3 separate regions of the Homo sapiens genome follow, and all the other regions are linked to region 1. The links are chromatin loops, found by intact Hi-C in ENCODE. Cell type or tissue: PC-3. All regions are shown on one strand. Each heading gives the region's core, and the rest is flanking DNA. Links, peaks and the distances in the headings are about the cores only. Region 1 overlaps PDE6C (phosphodiesterase 6C). Region 2 holds the start of LOC124902485 (a long non-coding RNA gene). Region 3 has its middle 5.4 kb from the start of PDE6C.

Evidence for each region. A loop is a pair of places that touch in the nucleus more often than their neighbours do. Peaks named below come from ENCODE experiments on the same cell type or tissue, not always from the same donor. Only the 100,000 strongest peaks of a DNase experiment are listed, where the experiment ranks them.
Region 2: a loop joins it to region 1, with 5 times the contacts of the local background. A loop is called at or near these places in 1 of 110 quality-filtered maps.
Region 3: it touches region 1 in a loop (2.3-fold over the local background); 1 of 110 quality-filtered maps calls a loop at or near these places.

Annotation. Positions count from the first base shown.
Region 1 is chr10:93,652,007-93,654,506 of GRCh38, reverse strand. The region is part of intron 15 of PDE6C (phosphodiesterase 6C); the gene reads right to left. Among named protein-coding and RNA genes, the nearest start is that of PDE6C, 41 kb to the right of the region's middle. In PC-3, for the core only: no CTCF peak of the experiment used is centred there; a DNase peak (open chromatin) is centred at 1,446; H3K4me3 peaks cover 591 bases; H3K27ac peaks cover 543 bases.
Region 2 is chr10:93,573,677-93,584,955 of GRCh38, reverse strand. It overlaps FFAR4 (free fatty acid receptor 4), which reads right to left. Exons shown (of 3, transcript NM_001195755.2): 2 at 8,737-8,865. It overlaps LOC124902485 (a long non-coding RNA gene), which reads left to right and starts at 4,063. Exons shown (of 3, transcript XR_007062250.1): 1 at 4,063-4,228; 2 at 4,501-4,610; 3 at 4,804-4,879. RefSeq lists a silencer at 3,236-3,441. In PC-3, for the core only: no CTCF peak of the experiment used is centred there; a DNase peak (open chromatin) is centred at 5,745; H3K4me3 peaks cover 270 bases; H3K27ac peaks cover 1,539 bases.
Region 3 is chr10:93,602,650-93,611,662 of GRCh38, reverse strand. No RefSeq gene overlaps it. Among named protein-coding and RNA genes, the nearest start is that of PDE6C, 5.4 kb to the left of the region's middle. In PC-3, for the core only: no CTCF peak of the experiment used is centred there; no DNase peak of the experiment used is centred there.

The DNA.
Region 1 (2,500 bases), core at 1-2,500:
TAGTTCTTACTACCTACCAGGCTCTAAGTGCTTTGTGAATATTCTTAATCTCTTCACAACAGACCCCAGCACAGAGAGGTGAAGTAACTTGCCCGAGGTTAAACAGCTAGAATGTGGCAGAACTGGTGTCTAAGCCAGTGCAGCATGGTTCCAGAGTCTGTGCTCCTAATCTCTGCACCACACTACATTACCTCTCAAGAGGGAACCCAGGTTCATTTCCTGGCTTCCCCACTTTGGCAGTGGTATAATCCTAGAGACTTCACTTAACATCTGTATTTGTTTTCTCATATGGGCATAATAACAGCTGCCCTGCCTAACTGCCTAGCACTTAGTCTATGCTCAATTAATATCTGTGGAATGCTGAATCAAATGAAATGACAACTGTGAATGCATTTTAAAACTGTAAATCGCTGTTAAAATTTATTGTTGTATCATTATTATTATTACGTAAAGTTATGAGGCTAGCTCCTGGTAGAAATAGAATTGCAAACCTAAGACCAAATATGGCTCAGTCATTTCAGAAGATTGAAATATTAGAAAGCAATAATTGGACAAGAACTCAAGTTTTAGACACTACACTATGCCTTATATAAATCTTCCCTTAAGTCATCTTTTTATAACATTTTCTAGGACAAGAAAAGTGGTGTTTTACAAAGCATATATAAGTAATAGAAGGGAAAATTGTGATTTGTTTTGTCAACATAATGAGTTCATCATAGCAACTATAGTTAAACTTTTAAAATAGCTAGAATGAAGCAATGGGTGTTGACCAGTCTAAATTACAAAAACAAAAGAGAGATTATCTGGATCAAAATCAATGTTTTTTTTTGTTTTTGTTTTTGTTTTTGTTTTTGTTTTTTTTTGAGATGGAGTCTCACTCTGTTGCCCAGGCTGGAGTGCAGTGGCACAATCTCAGCTCACTTCAGCCTCTGCCTCCTGGGTTCAAGCGATTCTCCTGCCTCAGCCTCCCAAATAGCTGGGATTACAGGCACCCACCACCATGCCCAGCTAATTTTTGTATTTTTTAGTAGAGATGGGTTTTCACCATGTTAGCCAGGCTAGTCTCAAACTCCTGACCTCAAGGGATCCGCCCATCTCGGCCTCCCAAAGTGCTGGGATTACAGGCATGAGCCACCGTGCCTGGACCCCGAATCAATTTCTTACTTGGGACATTTCACAGAAGTCTATTGTACATATCAGTCCAGAATCTCTGAATCAAATCTGGATACAGGTTATTTTCAACCTGGTCTGGATTACCAGGGAGGGGAAAAGTAAGTGGAGTCATTTTGATCCCACTTAACCTGCCCCTGATTTTGGAACAATGGTGGCCTTCCTTTTGGACTTGGGGTGATCCAGTGGCATACTGACATCAGGGAATCACTGCCTTTATTTGTTCACTGATGAACATTGCTATGTTCCCAAAGTGATGTTTATTATGTGACTCAGATACATACTTGGCAAATTAATAATATTTGAAGCCAACCTTGATTGCTATACTAGGAAAAAAAGCAGGGGGAGGGGAGGAATGTGTGAAAATGCCTTAAACTTTTAGACAAGTTAATATTTATAGCACATTAAGTCATTTAAAGAAGCAAATCAGACTGCTGAATTCAGAGAAATAATTCCTTGGGACAGAGACTTCCTCGTCTCTACCAAGTGTCAGATTGTGCAGAGTATATAATCTACAACAAATCAAATACATCAAATTTATTATGCACCAATTGTTTTAGTGCATATTGCTTAATGTAAACCTGGACACTTGTTGCTATTTAATAGACGTGAAAGAAAACGCTATATATAAAGAAATATATAGAAACATATGTGACAAATACTGTTTACTCTTATACCTTTTTCCAATCCAAAATAATAAAACAACTGTATTAAAGTTGATAGATTATCAAAAACTATCTTACTTTTCAAAATGAGTCAATACTGGATTTTTAAAAATTGATATAATGAAGAAAAAGGGTTTATAGTCACCATTTCAGTACTGCTTCTTTTGCATATAGCACTACATATCTGCATTTCATTCATACCTTTTTCTTCTCACTCATTTTCATTTTTATCTAAAAACATGTACAAGCCTCCTAATTGAAAAACTCTTTCTTAATTCTACATTCTTTTAGATTTTCTCTGTTCTCCCTTTCACACCTGAGGTTCTTGAAAGAAGAGCTTCTAATTGACTTATTAAGTTGTGGATATAGATTCATATAAAAGATCCCATTCCAGTTTTTGTATTAGTTGCTAGAAAGCACTTGGCCAAATTTGTGGCCTGTGTCTGATAAACGTTTTGGCCAAATTTGTGGCCCATCTCTGATATACATTTTGGGTATGTATGGCCTTTACTATGCTCACCTCGTTTTTCTTATTTTTCCATTAGTCCTCATTTTCTTTTTCTTTAGTGTTGTATGTATTCTTCGAAGCTCCATCAAATCCTCTTTGGAACAAAGTGGGACATACACACACACAGGCACACACACACACACATGCACACACACAC
Region 2 (11,279 bases), core at 4,685-7,184, 74 kb after region 1:
CGGGCAGATCGCCTGAGGTCAGGGGTTCGAGACAACCCTGGCAACATGGTGAAACCCTGTCTCTACTAAAAATACAAAAAAATGAGCAGGGTATGGTGGTGGGCACCTGTAATCCCAACTACTCAGGAGGCTGAGGCATGAGAATCGCTTGATCCCAGGAGGTGGAGGTTGCAATGAGCCGAGATTGCGCCACTGCACTCTAGCCTGGGTGACACAGTGAGGCCCTGTCTCAAAAAAAAAAACAAAAACTTGTAACTAGCTAATTAAAGGATAGTTGTTTGTTTTATGATTCAATGTGGCTGCTTGCTCTGTGCAGGAGTTTAGGTCCACCTGTTGATGGTGGAGACCAGGGCAACAGATGCTGAGTGAACAGCCTCATAGTCATACAGATCTCTAGCTTTACTGAGGGCTTCCGTGTGGCCGGCACTGTGCCGCACATTTACTTCTCAGTCGTCACATTTAATCTTCATACCTACTCTAGATTTGTACTATCATTGTTCCCACTTCCCAGATGAGGAAATTGAATTTCAAGAAATTTAAGAAACTTGTTGAAGGTCACTCCACTGATAATACAGGGTCAGAGCCCCCATCTCTGAAAATCTAGCTCAGTGGGATTAAAGATGAGACAAATTACAAAAGTCTCAAAAGGGATGGCCACACTATTCAGCTCTCCCCTCCCCTCAATGGCTCTGCAGGGTGAAGGTTGCTCAGGATACACAGGGCACCACCTCGGGCTCAAACGCCAGAGGCCATATTGGCACATCCAAGTCTGGAAGTCATTATGTAGAATCAAAACTAGAACTTGTGTTCCGGTGAAACCTGGTTAATCTAAGGAAGCTGCCTTGGCTGTTAGATCTAAGAGAATATCAGTTGGGCAGGGTGTCAGGTGGGTGGGCTGCAGAGGAATTGGTACCGCCTCTGAGTAAGGATATCGCTCTAGGCCTAAGCACAGGCTGGGGGACCCACAAGGGCTGATTCTGACAGCAGCTTCATCCCTCTTGCTGCCCACACCATCCTAAGAAGGGCGACAATGTACCCAGGGTCCCTGGTGTAGTGTCGCAAAAATACTTTTTGATGAGTGATGTTGATGAAGGCTCACATTTATGGAGCACCTACTATGTGCCAGGCCCTTACCTATCACTTAGTTTACCTTTTTAAATTCTCCCAACAATTCTGTGACATATGTACTGTGATGATCCCCATTTTACAGATGAGGAAGCTGAGGCTCAAAGAGCTTACAAAACTTGCCCACCAGTACTCAGCTAAGAAGCTGCCGAGGTGGACTGCCAACTTGGCAGCCTGACGCCAGCCCATTGTCTTTATCATAAACTAGTTCTTTCCCACTCTCTACTATCTCTGCCCATGGGAATCCTTCTGCCCAGGCTTTAACTCCAAACTCTAATGCCAGGAACTCTGAGAAGGATTCCTGGTTCATCTCCCGCTTGGCATCTTGCAGCATTTTGTTTCAGGCACTCATGCGACAGTTGCCACATACACTATGTGGTAGATGTCCAGGCGTCCTACTTTTTTTTTTTTTTTTGAAGCGGAGTCTCGCTCTGTCACCCAGGCTGAAGTGCAGTGGCGCCATCTCGGCTCACTGCAAGCTCCACCTCCTGGGTTCACCCCATTCTCCTGCCTCAGACTCCTGAGTAGCTGGGACTACAGGCGCCCGCCATCACGCCCGGCTAATTTTTTTTTTTTTTTTTTTTGTATTTTTAGTAGAGACGGGGTTTCACCGTGTTAGCCAGGATGGTCTCGAACTCCTGACCTCGTGATCCACCCGCCTTGGCCTCCCAAAGTGCTAGGATTACAGACTTGAGCCACCGCGCCCGGCCCAGGCGTCCCTCTTACCTCTGACCCGGATATGGTTTGGATCTGTATCCCTAACCAAATCTCATCTCGAATTGTAATTCCCGTAATCCCCACGTGTGGAGGGAGGATCCAGGTGGGAGGTGTTTGGATCATGGGGGCAGTTTCCCCCACGCTGTTCTTGTGATAGTGAATGAGTTCTCATGAGATCTGATGGTTTTATAAGACAGTTTTCCCTCCTCCTGCTCACTCTCTTCTCTCTCCTGCCACCATGCAAAGAAGGTCCTTGCTTCTCCTTCTGCCATGATTGCAAGTTTCCTGAGGCCTCCCCAGCCATGTGGAACCGAGTCAACTAAAGCTCTTTTCTGTATAAATTGCCCAGTCTCAGGCAGTTCTTTAAAGCAGTGTGAGAACAGACTAACACAGACCCCCACCAGACTACAGGTTCCTTGGGGGATGGGAGCTGAAGCAAGGCATGCCTGTGTCTTCTGTGACCCAGAGCCCTAGCAGGTACCTGACAATGGCTGCGGGTGACAGACAAAGTGGGCTCACTCATGGACCAAGTGCTTAAGTGGATGGATTTTTTTTTTTTTTTTTTTTTTGAGATGGAGTTTCGCTCTTGTTGCCCAGGCTGGAGTGCAATAGTGTGATCTCGGCTCACCGCAACCTCCACCTCCCAGGTTTAAGCAATTCTCCTGTCTCAGCCTCCTGAGTAGCTGGGATTACAGGCATGCACCACTACACCTGGCTAATTGTGAATTTTTAGTAGAGACGGGGTTTCTCCATGTTGGTCAGGCTGGTCTTGACCTCCCGACCTCAGGTGATCTGCCTGCCTTGGCCTCCCAAAGTACTGGAATTACAGGTGTGAGCCACCGCACCTGGCCTGGATCTTTTTTAGCACTGAGAGATGCTACTATCTCCTTCTCTCCACAGTTCCCACCACTGGTAGGGTGCGAGGAAGAAAAGGGGGCTTTATAATCAAATGTGGCTCCTCTCCTCCTCCTCTCCCCATGCTAGATGTCAAAGATAATTAACATTGATCCAGGATTTCAAATGTCTTCTGCACTGGGCAGAATGCTTGATGTGCTTTTAGATTAAACTAAATGCTCAATTAACTTTTGAGGATTAATCCTAATCCACAGAACAAGCCTCTGGGATAGGTTCTGTGGTTGCCGCAGTTTTGGAACTAAGAGGCCCTGAGAAGAGAAGTGATTTGCTTGAGCCTCACAGTCAAGTAGGGGAGTGTACCCCATGCCAGGTGCCAGTGTCTTCTCCGGTGAGGCACAGCACCTCAGCAGAGGTGGACAGCATCTGGGGAATGTGGTCCACGGCCACCGAGTACATGATGACATGCAAATGCTGGGGGGCCCCTTCAGACATTCGGATTGTGTGGGGCTGGGTGAGGCCCAGAAATCTGCAAGTTTCCTAAACTCCCCGGGTGATTCTTGCCCACTGAAGTGTCGCAGCTGCTCATCTAGGACAACAGACTCAGTCTGGAGTTCCCCTCAGTCCTTTGAGGACAGACCTTTTTGAGACTCACTGCCTCCACACCCACATGAGCTTCTGAAGACCGTGGGGTAGTCTCCACCCTACCTCACACCCTTCTGCCACCCCATGCCAGCAGACCGCTGCTGCCAACATGTGGGGATGGGTAGAGGATGTTCCCACTGACAAAGTTGGGACTCAACCCTGAAGGTTGAGTCTCCTCTGGGAGCTGCTTGGTCAATCAACAGCCTCCCTTCTAGAATCACTGGACAGAAAATTCCATCTTTCCAGAGATTCCACCTACCCTTCCACGACCAGCATGCAGGCCCCCAAAGCTGGGGAATGCAGGTCAGGCGTGGAGAAAGGGCTTTGTGTTCACTGTCTAACACCCTCATGTTCAGCGGAAACAGATTTTGTTTCTCAGTTTAGCCCTGAGGCAGGCTGAGGGTTTTCCATCTGCAAGCCATAGACTCACTTATTCGACAAATATTTATATGCCCCTGCTATGTGCTAAGCACTCATAGGTGCTGGACACACAGCAATAAGCAAGGCAGCTCCACCCACGCTGCTCTTCCATTCTGGTGCATATGTGGGCAATGAGAGGGGGATCAATAAACATCCACTGTTACAAAAGGGTAGAGGCATCTCAGTTGTCATGGCAACAGTTGCTGGGCGATGACGTCAAGCAAGCCCCAAACAGTGGTGACAGCCTGATCCGAAGGCACTTAGAAGTCGCTGGGAGGTTATTCCCTTGGGAAAACTGTTGATTGGAAAAAATATTGAAGATGTATGGCATGTTTGAGTCACAAGGAAAGAGGAAGCAGGGAGGGCAGAAGGATGAATAAGGCCACTGCTCCAAGCACATGAAGCAGCCCCTGAAGGGTGGGCAGTAGGGAAAGAGCCAGGGCGAAGCCTGCTCTGAATTCTTGCCCAGGTCAGAACCAGGAAGGAGGGTGGAGACTTTAGAGCAGGGTTTCCAAAAAGGCATTTCTTGGAGCACCAGTGCAGAGAGATGCTCTGTGGAGAAAAGGGGGTTCTGTAGTCACGTTTAGCAATGATACCTATTCTATTACTGTGTGGGAGATCCTCAAAGTATATTGGCATAATAAAGGTCCTGAGAAGTCCTGCAGCAAAGAATCCAATCTAGCCTATCCCAGCATTTCCCAAACCCTTTCTAACACCTAACATTGCCATGGCACTCTACAGAGCATTCTAGGAGACACACTGCTTTAGAGCAATAGAAGACCAGGGTGATGTGAAAAAGAGACACTTCTCAAGCCTGGAGATGAGACCTGGGTTACAGGAACTAGTGACAGGTGAGAAGTGGGACTGGTGGTGCTGTAGTGTTTGTATCCCATGGTGTCAAACAATTTGTGAATTGTCTGTTATTATGCCTAATTAACATTGATGTTCAATTGATTTTACAGAGTTATGTAAAACCAAGCTTCACAGAAAAAGCTTGGACAGAAAAGCTGACTCAGTATCTCTGAGTTACGTATATCTTCACAGGGGAGGAGATGCAAACTGAGGCCCTGCTTGCACACTCCATCCACCTGGTATAGCTTGTCTGCTTCCAAATTATCAGCCTGGCAAACTCATGGTACCAAGTGAGGACAAATGTCATAGTCCTCCTGGGAAATGGGCAACAGTGGATTTTGCTAATAACGTGGAAAGTAATTTTTAAGTGATATTTGGATTAAAATTGTGATTTTTAAAACATTATCATATCTGCTCTTTCATTTTATTGTGTTAATCCACTGAGGCATATTTGGCTCCTGCGAAACTGAGGTTCACATTACTTAAGTGACTTGCCCAAGGTCACACAGTGATAAAGCCTGGATTAGAACTTCTGTCTTAGGACTCTTTGTCCAGTGATTTTCCCACTGTCCAAGAAGAGACGACCCTGTAGACCCCTTTCAATGTGATCCAAGGCTCATGCCTCATTCATTCAACAAATATTTATTGAGCACCTACAATGAATGAGCCAGGCTCTGATCTAGGCATAGGAATATAGCAGTGAACAAACCAAAACCTCTGCTCTCATGGAGCTTGCATTGTAGTGGGCAAGACAGATGACTGTCATAAATTGAATATGACAGGTGTAGTAAGTGTTTGAAGAGAAATAAATCAGGATAAGGAATTGGAGATTGATGGGAAGACTTTTTGGTGAAGAGCTTTTTGAGTAAAAACTAAATGAAGTGGGGAAGTGACCCATGCAGAAATCTGGAGAAGAGAGATCAAGGAGAACAAGTGGCAGGTGCAAAGGCCCTGGGGCAGCAGTATGGTGGCCAGTGCGCAGTACAGCCTCAAGGCCAATGTGGACACAAGGGAGGGTGAAATATGAAGGTGAGAACGGCAGCGGGGCCAGACCACACAGGGCCTTAAGGTGAGGGTGGTGATGGAATGTAAATTACATATTTGCTCTGTTACTCTGTTACTCAGAGTGCCCTTTTACCTCACTGTGAGTCACGACAGCTCTTGCATCCAGGAGGTGTTCCGAGGTCTGTAATGGGGAGAAGTGAAGGCCGGCTGTGGGTTTAGACACAAGGTGCTTCGAGAGTAAACTGCTGTTTAGAGGTGGGTGGCTAAAAGGACAGCTGCCCCAACTCCTCAGGTCTCAGAATTTTTCCAGGTGGACCCTGGCCTTGAGAAAAAGATGGGGGTGGGTGGAAAATCATTCCTTCCTCAGCAGGCAGCTGAGAAGCGTGAGGTACGAGTGAAAAGGGGCAGACCAGAGCCCTCTTGGCGCCTAAGGAACTCAGGAGTGAGACCTCCAGGAAGGAGGTCAAATGCTGCCGCCCCTTCCAGCCAGCCCTGCTCTAGCATCAATTCCTTGTTCTTGATGTGCTCCAAATCTGGGCTGTTGTTTATCCTCTTGCAAATCTTAGCAGCACCTTTTCCCAGCATGCTCTGAGACAGGGGTCGGAAGAGCAGCCTTGCCTAACAAATCACGACCGTCATAATTTATTCATCACCTGCTACAGGCAGGCATGGCTCTCTCTGTCCCATCAGTAGCATCTCCTACATGCCTCACAACAACTCTGTACTGCTGGCATTATGTTTGCTATTTTGCAGATGAGGAAACTGAGGCCCAGAGATGGTAACTAAGCTGGCCAAGGCCACACAGCAAGTAAGTGGCAGATTCAAGACTCAAACCCAGATTATTAAAATAACACTGTCAAGTCTCTGTGTCTGTCTTCATGGCCTTTTGTTTTTCTCGTTTTTTTTTTTTTTTTTTTTTTTTTGAGAGGGAATCTCACTTTGTTGCCCAGGCTGGAGTGCAGTGGCACGATCTCGGCTTACTGCAACCTCCTCTTCCTGGGTTCAAGTGATTCTCCTGCCTCAGCCTCCACAGTAGCTGGGATTACAGACGCCCACCACTACGCCCGGCTGATTTTTGTATTATTAGTAGAGACGGGCTTTCACCATGTTGGCGAGGCTGGCCTTGAATTCCTGACCTCAGGTGATCCACTGGTCTCACCCTCCCAAAGTGCTAGGATTACAGGCGTGAGCTACCACACCTGGCCTGCTCTTCTTTCTTATACCCCTTATTCGTCCCTTACGTTTGTGTAGCATTTAACAGTTTGCAAAGTGTTTGCAAAGTCTCAGTATCATTCCACCTTGTGTTCAGTTTCTCTCCTTTCGATATCAGCACCCTTGTCTGTCTCCTCCCTCTTCCCCTTTTATGTCAAAGCTTCTTCTGGATAGAGAATGTGTCTTGCTCGGTTTTTAGCCCACCTCCCTTCCCCCAAGCACTTCGCACAGAGCAGGCCCTTAACACATGTCTGAGGAATTAATGCATTGGGACTCTAGGGTCAGACTGCCTGAATTTAAATCCTGATTGCCACTTACAAGCTGTGTTACCTTGGGTAAGTTACTTAACCTCCCTGTGCCTGGGTTTCTTCATCTGTAATTCTTATCAGAATTAAAGAGTCAGTTCCTGGCATATGGTCAACACTATGTAAATATTTGTTAAATAAGTTCTACATTTATCTTCCTTTTTCTCTCACCTCTTTCCTTTTAACTTAATGATAATAGCTAACACTTACATAGCACTATCATATGCCTGGTCCCATCGCAAGCACTGTCCAGACCTTAACTCCAGGCCTGAATCTGCCTCCTGCACTTGAACAAGCCTCAGGCTGGGTGTCACTTTAGTGGTCATTGGGTGGGCAAGAGTCTAATGAGTGACATGGAGGGGCCATCTCCCACAGGACCCAGGGATTAGCAGACCTGGATGGAGGTTGGCCTGGCTATGGGTTCTGAGCGTCTAAGAAGGTTACAGACCCTTAGCTGCAAAGAAAGGGCCATAAAAGTGACCAGAGAGTGAGCAGGCCCTACAGGGCACCACTTCAAGTGCCTACTTGCCAGATGACCCACACATGAGATGCTATAAAACCAAGATTCAACAACTATAAACCTCCACGAGGATTCAAGGGCTTTGCATTAAACCTTCTAAAATGGGCATAAACATGGATGCACCCATGCTGTTTGCCTGGGCAGGCAACTTACTCACAAATGGGCTACCTTACGAGATATAAAACAGGCTGACTCGTCCTTTTTATGTCCCTGTACATATTTGTTTTAAAGGTAGAGATCATTTCCTGTTTCAGTGCACATTTGAAATGGGCATTCCCTGGGGGTGGGTGGAGTAGCAACTGGAAGATAATAGGAGGGACTTCTGGTAATATTCCATTTCTTGACCTGGGAGCTGCTTTCATGAATGCACTCAGTTTGAGCCTACACCTATGCTCAGTGTGCTTTTTATATATGTATATAATACTTCAATAAAATGTTTTAAAAAGTATACATTCTCCAGTACTGCAGTGTTTGCGATGGGGAAACAATGGACACAGCCTAAAAGACCATAAAATAAATGAAGTCATATCTGTAGCCACTAAAAATAATGAGTTAGAGATATAGGAATGATGTGGAAAGATGTTAAGATATAATGTTAAGTGAAAAAAGGAGTTACAGAGCAGAGAGTATTATCTCATATCTGAAAAGAACATTGAACAGTGTCAGATAACCATTTGACCATTTTAACCTGCAATTTCATATGGTTCATCAAATACACACACAGTATACATGACATATACATAAGCTTATAAGAAAAATAACCTGAAAAAATACATCTTGAATTGTTAAGAAGGTAGAGTAAGTTTTCAGTTTCTGTGTTATTTACATTTATGTGTCTGCTTTCATTTTAATTTAATTTTTTGTAATGACCTAGTATTACTTTAGTGATGAGCAAAAACATAATCACAAAGATATAACTTCTAAAAAAATCCTCTCCTTCCTCAGTGTTGTAGACCTGGGCAGTGAATCAAGATTGAGCTGGCGTGAACTCTTAGGTGTTCTCCGACCCCAAATTCTAAGATTCTAGCAGAAATAACCCCAAGCCTGGGTGAAGTTCAGTGGCAGCACTTGCAGAAAACATACCTGTAAAATTTTGGAGTAACTGATCACAATGACCAGTCCTGGCACCAAGAAGTTCAAAGTAACAAAAGAGACATCCCACGAGATCTCTCCAGGAATGGTGGGCCAAATCAGTGTGCAAATCGAAATTTCCTAGTTACAAAAAGGAAAAGAACATCATGTAAATGCTGGCTTCTTATTGGCCTCTGGCTCAGTCTTATTGAGGGTTTCCTGACACTTACACGGTTGCATTGCCCAGTTACACAACTAGCATGACAGTGAACCCCAGAATCCCTCCCACTGCCCACCACAATCCCACTTGCAAAGCACTTGCCCCTGACCCTCAGAATAGCCATGATTATGTTTTCTGTTCTCCAGGGACAGCAACTGAGCCTCAGGCTTACAGGGTGGTAAGAGCTAGAGTCGGTTCCTAGGTGTGGTCTTTCCACTTCCCTGGGCTGACATGCAAAGGGCTTTCGAGCCTTCTCTTCCAAGCCTGCCATTTTACAAAGGAGAAAACTGACCCCTGAAAGGTTACAGAGATCGGAAAGGACATGCTACATAACAAACATATCAAAACAGGAACGAGGTTTCCCTGTAGTCACAACTGTGTAAGCTGAAGGACACAGGGTCTTTGCTAAAGCATTAAGTATTCATGCTGGGGGTGCTCAGGTGTCTAAAGTGTGTCGAGCTGCATCAACCTGGCCATCTAGAGCCCCAAGGCAAAGATCAGCCTCCACTCACAGACAGTTCAAGATGTAAAACCAATGGAATATGGCAGAAGAATGTGAAGGTTTGTGATCTTGCTGCTATCACTATGTTGTATTGATCCAAATGTTTAACACTAACTGCAAGAACTGCAACATATGGAGACCTTACTGAATAGTTACAAATAGCTTCTGCAACAATTTCATCCAATGAATAAATAGGCCAATGAAAACAGACATATATCTGTGTGTCTGTATATACTAACTTCCCACATATAAACTTCCTATGCCCACTTGACTACAGAAACAAAACTGTCTAGAAAACAAGTGGCCCTAACACACACATATAGAATAGATTATTTTTAAGAGCACGTGCTGTGTAAAAAGACCACGTTATTGATTTTGAAGGGCCAAGGCATCTTAACCAATGTCTAGGAGTAGCATGATCATCTGAAGTACCATTCATTCATTCATTCACTTGACCAATATTCATTGAACGCTCTACTAGGCAAAAGCAGAGAATTTTTAGCAGTGAATCAAGACTGGGCTGGTGTGAACACATGGTAGGGGGAAGTTCATTAAATCCTTCCACATTTTGGTGACTGGAAAGAAACCTGTTTTGTTTTGTTTTTTTTCTTTGAGACAGAGTCTCACTTTGTTGCCAGTCTGGAGTGCGGTGGCGCGATCTCGGCTCACTGCAACCTCCGCCTCCCAGGTTCAAGCGATTCTCCTGCCTCGCCTCAGCCTCCCGAGTAGCTGGGACCACAGGAGCACGCCACCATGACCAGCTAATTTTTTTTTTTTGTATTTTTAGTAGAGACGGGGTTTCACCATGTTAGCCAGAATGGTCTCGATCTCCTGACCTTGTGATCCGCCCGCCTTGGCCTCACAAAGTGATGGGATTACAGGCGTGAGCCACCATGCCCGGCCAGAAACCTGTTTCTTTCAAGGATCTTCTGATTACTGGCAGTGAGGCTACTACTGCTCTCCAGAAAACCCGCACCACCTCCTTTTGTACTCAGGCCTCTGCCCACTATGGACCCCTCATTCCAAGACAGCAGTAGCAATACATATGAGCAGGTATGCTGAAGCATCAATCGGAAGAAATGGATTCCAGCCCTGAATGTGACTTGGTCTCTCATTCCTATTCTTGTGATGGAAAAATTTTAAGGGAGAGTAGAAAAACAGAGGACACACAGAAGCTTTTCTTAAGACCCCCAACTCTTTCCAAAAGCCTTTTCCAGAATGTCTGCCAAAATCTCTCCAGGGTTAGCAAGACTTTTGTGGAGGGTATAATGATAGAGCAAGGTGTTCTCTCTACAGTAGGAGTGAAAGAAAAAAGCAGGTCCCTAAACCATGTGCTTCTATGATCCCAGTGTGTTGAAGAGAATGTATATGTGTGAATGAGTATATGGCCATCCAACACACACACGCACACACACACTTTCTCTCTCACATACACTCACGTGCTCGCATGCACAGAAAAAAACATGGAAGGATACAATCCAGAAAGTGAAGTGTCTATTTCTAGGCAGGACTCTCAAATTGTTTTTATTCTTGTGGCTTATCTGAATTTCCTAATTTTCCATGATGTGCCTATATTACTTTTATAAAAGAAAAAAGTTCATTTATAAGTGAAATGATGATCAAACATGAAACACAGACCACCATGATAGTTCTGCCAACTTTACCAGCTATTTTTCAACAGAAACAATGAACCTGTCCCAGGCAGCTCCCAAATTCCGTGACTTTAATAAAGACGCTCGTTCTCCTTTTGATTTGTGGCTCTTGCTCAGGGCAGGAAGTGTGATAAGGAAGTAAGATAAGAACTCTGCCTGGCACCCCCACACATGAACTGAG
Region 3 (9,013 bases), core at 5,153-7,652, 48 kb after region 1:
ATTAAACACATTTCCTCAAATATTTAAACACTATTATGCAACTAATAATTCAAACTATTAATTCATGAACCAATTGCCTTCGATACTTAAATGTTGGTTTCAAACTTAGTCAAGGTGTTTTAAACACTTCAATAAAGCTACAAACCTAATATGACAAATTCTCTTAAGTGGAAAACACACACATGTTACAGTGACTCTAAAAATTATTGTTACACCCACATTTAAGTTTGCTTCAAAAATAGAAACCCTATGAGTTTCATTGAGTTCTCTAAGATTTACCTCTCTAGATAGTAATCTTTTTCTTTTTTTTTTTTTTTTTTTTTGAGACTGAGTCTCGCTCTATTGCCAGGCTGGAGTGCAGTGGTGCGATCTCAGCTCACTGCAACCTCCGTCTCCTAGGTTCAAGTGATTCTCCTGCCTCAGCCTCCCGAGTAGCTGGGACTACAGGTGGGTGCCACCACGCCCAGCTAATTTTTGTATTTTTGGTAGAGATGGGGTTTCACCATGTTGGCCAGGCTAGTCTTGAACTCCCAACCTCAGGTGATCCACCTGTGTCAGCCTGAGAGATAGTAATCTTAATAGTCACAAAAGAAAGAGAGATCCGTTGAGGTTGCACATTCCCTGTCATGAATTGAGAGATTCTTGGTGGGAAACATGGTTTTCCCAGGGGTACAGAAAGAGTCATTTGTTGAGTTATGCCACTTCTTGTGATTGAGCTTCACCTGCTACCTCAAAGCACCTTGTCAGGTGCACATATTTTCTTGGACTGTCCTATGTCACACTCAACTCTACTCTCAGGAGGTTCCTCTTTGGGTGACTATTTACTTCATAACACCCTGTTATTATAAATAGGATAATGCAGAAGTGTATTTCCCAGGAGAGAGTTGAGTCAACTGAGTCACCCCTCCTATGGGACCATCTTCCTTATCTAACAATTTTGGACACTCTTTTTTACCTAGTTATTTTGTGTGACTCATGGTACAGTTCCTACTTCTCCTGTAAGTATGTGGTGTGCTCACGATTTCCTGGTTTCATCCTTCCCTCTTGAAACAGAGAGGGAAAAACACATATTTGCATTTCATATACAGACTTATACTTAATAGAAAAAGAAAAAACAAAATGCCCATATATGTTCAACTTTCATAATCTTTTTTTTTTTTTTTTTGAGACAGAGTCTTGCTCTATTGCCCAGGCTAGAGTGCAGTGGTGCGATCTCGGCTCACTGCAACCTCTGCCTCCTGGGTTCATGCCATTCTCCTGCCTCAGCCTCCCGAGTAGCTGGGACTACAGGCTCCTGCCACCATGCCCGGCTAATTTTTTGTATTTTTAGTAGAGACGGGGTTTCACTGTGTTAGCCAGGATGATCTTGATCTCCTGACCTCGTGATCCACCCGCCTCGGCCTCCCAAAGTGCTGGGATTACAGGTATGAGCCACCGTGCCCGGCCCATCTTTCATAATCTTATAAAAGTGAATATTAATTTGAAAAAGAAACATCCTATTATAGTCAGCATTCTTTTGTTTTTATAACTAGTTAGAGATTCATTCATTTGTTCATTCTTTCTTTCTTTTTTGTTTTTTTGAGATGGAGTCTCCCTCTATTGCCCAGGCGCGATCTTGGCTTACTGCAACCTCCGCCTCCCGGGTTCAAGCGAATCTCTTGCCTCAGCCTCCGGAGTAGCTGGGATTACAGGTGCATGCCACCATACCTGGCTAATTTTTTTGTATTTTTAGTAGAGACAAGGTTTCACCATGTTGGCCAGGCTGGTCTCGAACTCTTTAGGTAATCTGCCCTCCTTGGCCTCCCAAAGTGCTGGGATTACAGGTGTGAGCCACTTCACCTGGCCTCATTTGTTCATTCTTTCAACATTTGTCTATTGATTGTCTGTTACAAGCAAGGCACCATTCTAGCTATTGTGATAGAGACTTCAAGTTCCCCTTATATTATATGATTGTTTCCTTCTCCCAGTTACATGGGAAGATTACTCTTCCTCCCTCTGGTACAGCCATGTGACTGATTTTAACAAATGGTTTGTGGGCAGAAATATCACTTTCAGACAGGAACAATTAATTGCCAACGGGAGGCTCTCCAGGTCTCTGTTCCCTCTGCTGCCACATCAGTTTCAGATGAAAGGGCCCCTGAATCCCAGAGTGAGGATGTCATGTAACAGAGGCCCCTGGATGACCCGAGATGGACATGTAGCATGATGAGAAATAAACTTGTCTTGTTTTCAGCCTCGGAGACCTGAGGGTTGTTGTTACTGCAGCATCACCAAGACAATTCTGACAGTTACACTTCTACTGTCGGGGACTCAGGGGGTGGTCCCAGCATTACAAGCACTTGTGGTGTGGGAAGGGAGGTAAGACTAGTGCGTAAAAAGCCCATGAGACATAGAACAGAATACAATTAATGCTGGAAGTGAGGCACATGTACATGGCTATCGGAGTTCACGAAAGGGATCATATCTAGTGTGGCTGAAGACAGGGTAGAAATCAAGAGTGTTCAGAAGCAATAGCATGGGGTGTAGGGTAATACAGGGAGGACAGTGAGAGGTGACCCTGAAAAGGTGGGCCGGGCCCAGATTAGAAGGGCTTCAAAGCCTAGACTGAGGATTTTGAATCCTGGACAATTTTTGAAGTGGGAGGCAACATTATTAGTGTTCTTCTTTACAAACTTAAGGAGGAAGATAAGTTGGAGGAAAACAGAATACTGGACATTGGGATACAGATTAAGATACTTTATTGCATTTGGCTTATTATCAAACAACCTAAAAATGTGTATAGGCTTTGACCCCACAATTCTGCTTTTATGAATTCATCTTAGAGAAATAATTAAGAATGTATGTGATTAATATAGTTGCAAGGGTGCTTACCATGAGTGTGGGTATAAAAGTAAAAGATCAGAAATAGCCTAGACACTTAATAGTAGGAGGTTGAGTAAATAAATGGTATTAGATCTGTAAAATAGAAAGCTACGCAGCTATTAGGTTGGTACAAAAATAATAGCGATTTTCCCCATTACTTTTAGTGGCAAAAACCGCAATTACTTTTGTACCAACCTAATAATATTGTTAAAGTCTATTGACATGAAAAAATATTTATGATATGCAGTTAATTACAAACAGTATTGCAGCATAATTCCATTAATATGCACAGACAGAGGTATATATACCAAAATATTAAGTGAAATTATTTCAAGGCAGGACACAGTGGCTCATGCCTATAATCCCAGCACTTTGGGAGGCCGAGACAGGCAAATTACTTGAACTCAGGAGTCTGACAGCAGCCTAGGCAACATGGTGAAACCCCGCCCTACAAAAAATTACAAAAATTAGCTGGGCTTGGTGGCACATGCCTGTAGTCTCAGCTGAGACTGGGACTGAGATGGGGGGATGGCTTGAGATCAGGAGGTAGAGGCTGCAGGGAGCTGTGATCGCACCACCGCACTCCAACCTGGGCGACTGAACAAGAACCTATCTCAGAAAAAAAAAGTTATTTCAAAGTGGTGGGATTCAAGACATTAATTTTTTTCTTCTTTTTTGCTTACCTGATTTTTGTAAAGCATCTACAATGAACATATATACTTTATGTAATAAAGAAATTAAGTCATTCATAAACAAAGATTTTGAGGTTATCTCTGCAGTCTATGGGTGAAGTTGCTTGGGAATGAAAAAGAAAAGGACAAATGTGAGACACAATCCAGCAAATGTGTCATGACAATTGACAGGACGAGGCAATTGATTAGTTAGAAAAAGCACACAAGAGAAGGGGTCACTGTTAACTACTTTGAGTGTTGAGCGAAGTTATGGACTGAACGTTTGTATTCCCCTAAAACTCATCTGTTGAAATCCTAACCTCTAATGTGATGGTATTAGACGGTATGGCCTTCAGGATGTGACTAGGTCATGAGGATGGAACCCTCACAAGTGGTATTAGTGCCCTTATTAAAGGGCCCCCAGAGAGCTCTCCAGCCCTCTTTCTTCCATGTGAGGATACCAGGAGAAGATGGCTGTCTGTGACCTGGAAGAGGAAGATGGCCATCACTGAACCTGACCATGCTGGCACCCTGACCTCAGACCTCCAGCTTCCAGAACTATGAGCCACTCCTTCTATGACACTTTGTTATAGCCACCTGAACTAAGACAAATGACATTTTATCAAAGATTTTTAAATGGGTAATATTAGAAGCCTCCTTTTAGCACACACACCAATAGCCTTTTCTTTCTTTCTTGTTCTTGATGAAGTCCTGTGATTTCCATAGCTCTTCCTCTTGGGATAGTTCTTTGCAGAGCTTCTTGCCAGTGTTAGCAAGATCTTTGTGTCTCTTATTGGCTGTCTGCTACTAGGCACTGAAAAAAACAAAATCAATTTCAGAAAATAACATATTTTATTTTTTAAAATGTCTGATTCAGGTGGTACACGTGTAGGTTTTTATATGGGTATATTGCATGATGCTGAGGTTTGAGCTTCAGTTGAACCCATCACCCAGATAGGGAGCATAGTACTCAATACGTAGTTTTTCAACCCTTTCCTTTGTCCTTGTGGAGGCCCCAGTGCCTATTGTTCCCATCATTGTGTCCATGTATACTCAATGTTTAGCTCTCACTTATAAGTAAGAACATGTGGTATTTGGTTTTCTGTTCCTGCATTAATTCACTTAGGATAATGGCCTCCAGCTGCATCCATGTTGCTGCATAGGACATGATTTTGTTTTTTGTATGGCTGCATAGTATTCCATTGGTGCATATGTACCACATTTTCTTTACCCAGTTCACCGCTGATGGGCACCTGGGTTGATTCCATGTCTTTGCTATTGTGAATAGTGCTGTGATAAACTTGTGAGTGCAGGTGTCTTTTAGGTAGCATGATCTATTTTCTTTTGGGTTTCTACTGGATAGACACCCAGTAATGGGATTGCTGGGTCAAATGGGAGTTCTATTGTTAGTTCTTTGAGAAATCTCAACACTGTTTTCCGGAGGGACTGAACCAATTTACAATCCCACCAACAGCATATGAGTGTTCCTTTTTCTCCACAACCTTACCAACATCTGCTATTTTTTGACTTTTTAATAACAGCCATACTGTCTGGTGCGAAAGGTTTTGATTTGCATTTCTCTAATGATTAGTGATGTTGAACATTTTTTCATATGTTTGTTGGCTGCTTGTATGTCTTCTTTTGAGAAATACCTGTCCCTGTCCTTTGCCCACTTTTTAATGGGGTAATTTGTTTTCTTCTTGTTGATTTGTTTTTTATAGATTCTAGATATTAGTCCTTTGTCAGATGCATAGTTTGCTAATATTTTCTCCCATTTCGTAGAGTGTCTGTTTACTCTGTTGATAGTGTCTTTTGCTGTGCAGAAGCTCTTTAGTTTAATTAGGTCCCACGTGTCAATTTTTGTTTTTGTCGTGTTTTCTTTTGAGGACTTAGTCATAAATTCTTTGCCTAGGCTGATGTTCAGAAGAGTGTTTCCTAGGTTTTCTTCTAGGATTTTTATAGTTTGAAGTCTTACATTTAAGTCTTTAATCCATCTTGAGTCAGTTTTTGTAGCTGGTGAGAGGTAGGGGTCAAGTTTCATTCTTCTGCATATATTTAGCCAATTTTCCCAGCACCATTTATTAAATAGGATGGAAAATGACATATCTTAAAATTTAAACTTACCAAACAGATCACTTAGAATAAATTTTTAACATGACAAAATGTTGACTTCACTGTTTAATTTTTACCTCAGTGCTTCTGTTTCATTCAAAGCATAGATTTGTTGTTTGTTTTTTTTGGATAGAATATTAACTGATGGAGAAAATGAAGGAAAAAGTCAAAATCTTAGGTGCTAATATTTTTTAATGACAAATTTATTTAGATAAACTCTGAAATGATAACTAAGTCAATGTGAAAACTCCACTGCATTTACATAGAATTTTTTTAAGAAATGTAAACCACCTGGTAATAATAAAAGGATAATAAGAATAGATAACATACAAAATATATACTCTGTGACAGGTACCCTCCTAAGATCCTTACATATATTATCTTATTTAATTTTTGGGGCGTTTTTTTGAGACAAAGTTTCACTCTTGTTGCCCAGGCTGGAGTGCAATGGCATGATCTCCGCTCACCACAACCTCCACCTCCCGGGTTCAAGTGATTCTCCTGCCTCAGCCTCCCAAGTAGCTGGGATTACAGGCATGCGCCACCATGCCCAGCTAATTTTGTATTTTTAGTAGAGACGGGGTTTCTCCATGTTGGTCAGGCTGGTCTTGAACTACCGACCTCAGGTGATCCTCCCACCTCAGCCTCCCAAAGTGCTGGGATTACAGGAGTGAGCCACCGTGACTGGCCTATCTCATTTAATTTTTACAATCTTATAAGGTAGGTACCATTATCATTTTACAGGTGAGAAACTGAGGCACACAGAAATTAAGTTAGCTTGCCCAAGGTCATAGCCAGCAAGTGATAGTAACCTACTCTAAAACTACCAGTTTAAATATGGCTCAATTAAAAAATGTGCACATGAGGTGAACTAGACTTCGTACTTGATGCTAGAGGGAGATATACAAAGACTCTTTCTTTGAAGATTTTGAAATCTAGACAAATATCATAAAATGTTAAATACTAATACAAGAGTGAAATAAAAATTCCAGACAATCTTTTTAAAAATCCACAAAGAATGATTTAACTTCCTTAAACTTTCTGCTTAAACAAGTTTTCAGTAGTACTCTACATAAATGAGCACGCGTAATTTCTAATTCCATCATTGTTAAATTTTTTTGCTGCAGTTAATGACTTCTACAGGAAGTTATGCTTATACAATAGCCAAAACATATGCCTACGAGGTAGAAGCACCAACACAGAAATCAACAATATCCTGGGCTAATTAAGTGTATTTCACATTATTATACTGAACCCACTCTTCAGTTCCACCTTAGCCAGATTATCTGTTCCTATAATTACCCATCATGGAAAGGACCCCCTGTAGGTAGGAATTTCAGGCACATCTGGCAGCCAACTGCACAGGACCCTTCCATCTGCACATTTGCTCTCATGAAAGCCCTGTGCCTGCACTTAATTGGGGGTATAACCAGGTATCTCAGAGACAATTTGGTTGGTGAAAACCATATTATTTTTATCCAAATTGATGTGATGGTCTGATGACTGCAACCACTGAGAACACCGTATTGAAAAAATTAATTTATCTCTTTGTACCTGAAAACATGGACTGACTAACCTTTCCATTTTTCAACCAATTATTTTGACATCTTTTAAATGCAGTCAGAAGATAAATGCTGCTCCACTTCCTTGTTTTTCATTTTTCTTGGCCTCGGTCCAGATGTGGGTATAAATGTTACTTTGTATAAAATGGAGCTGGTTGCTAGTGCTTAATTTTCATGAGGGTAAGGACACAAATGTCTTGCATTAGTTCTGTGAGTTATGGTAAAACCCTTTTCAGTCTTTTTTAGGAGTTAGTGATGTGTTTGATGCTGTGAAGGTTAAGGTAACAGCAACTTCTGTTACAGGTAACCTCTCAAATCTCAGTAGCTTCATCCAGTGGAAGCTCATCTCTCATTCACATAAAGTCAGTCACCAGTGGGGACCCTGGCAGATAAGAGAAGAAAAGAGAGGATGTGAACAATTGAACGGGCAGCTTTTCTGAGCTCTGCCTGGGAGTGACACAGCCCCTTCCGCTGGCCAGAAGGCTCGTGGCCTTACAGAGCTTCGGGAAGTGGGGACGGGGAAGGCAGGGGCTGGCAGACTGGTAGTCCCCAACTTTACAACATGGAAGGGGACTGCAAATTTTCTGGTGAAAGGCCAAGTAGCCACCTGTGCTACAAGTACTAAATCCTGAGGAATTATATATTAGAAAGGGTGAACTCTGAACAGGTCTTTAAAAATAAATGTTTTATGGAGTTTGCATAGAGTGACTAATTTCAGTAAAAGAAATTATATCTATTGATTAAGCACCTACTATGAACAAGTCTCTTGATATACCCAGTGGAAAAGTGGGGAGAATGGGGACAGGTACAAAGATGAATGAAAGAAACATGGTCTGTCTCTCCATGAAGCATGGCAAGGAAATGAATGAAATTTTGTGTACATTATATACGATCTATAAGATGTAATTTAAAACATAATTTTACCTACAGGAAAAGGAGCAAGAAAAATATTTGTAAAGGAAATATTTGCTTTATTTTCTGATTCACGTTTTCATCATAGAAAATTTTAAAAATACAAAAAGGCGCAAAGAAAAAATCTTTCAGCGTCCCTAATCCTATCTCACAGAGATATTCACTATGAACATTTTTCCTTTTGACTTTACATATACACATATTTGAAAAGTTAATGTATGAGGATTTTTTCCAAAGTACTGAAGTTAAGAACATCAGTTGACCTGAATTAACTTATTTGTAATCATGAAGAAATCCTAGAAAGAATGCCAAAGTAAACTGTTTTCCTCTGCTGGTATCTGGAGCACTAAGGTCCATGATTTATCATTAAAAGAGGAGGGGCAGAGGAATGGTTACACCAACTTTCTTTTTTCTTTTTTCACCTCAAATTTTTACTCTGAAACAACCTTTAAACACCCAACAAATAAATGAAAACTTGTTGCTGCATCAAAACCATCATCGAAATGAACTGAAATACCCTTCATTATTCAACCTACAGTGTGTGCAAGGGCCACCAGAATGTGTTCTAGGAGAAATGGCTGCAAGGCCAGGGGGTATTAGGAGAACGTTTCTGGCAGGAATAACTGTCCAAAGGCAACTGGGCTAAGCTAGGAGCTCTCTATCACTAAAGAACCTGGAGCAAAAACTGGAAGACCTCTCCTCTGGAATGCCGAAGAGGGGATCCAAGTATTGGGCAGGAGATAGAGAGGTGCCCTAAAATCCTTTCCCACCCAGGGTGCATAGATATATACCCCATAGGGTCCTGCAGGAGACGATCTGAAGCAGAACTTATTTGAGCTGTTTGGGATTACACAGTCTTCTATAAAACTGGCCCAATCAGAAGATTTCCTAGTC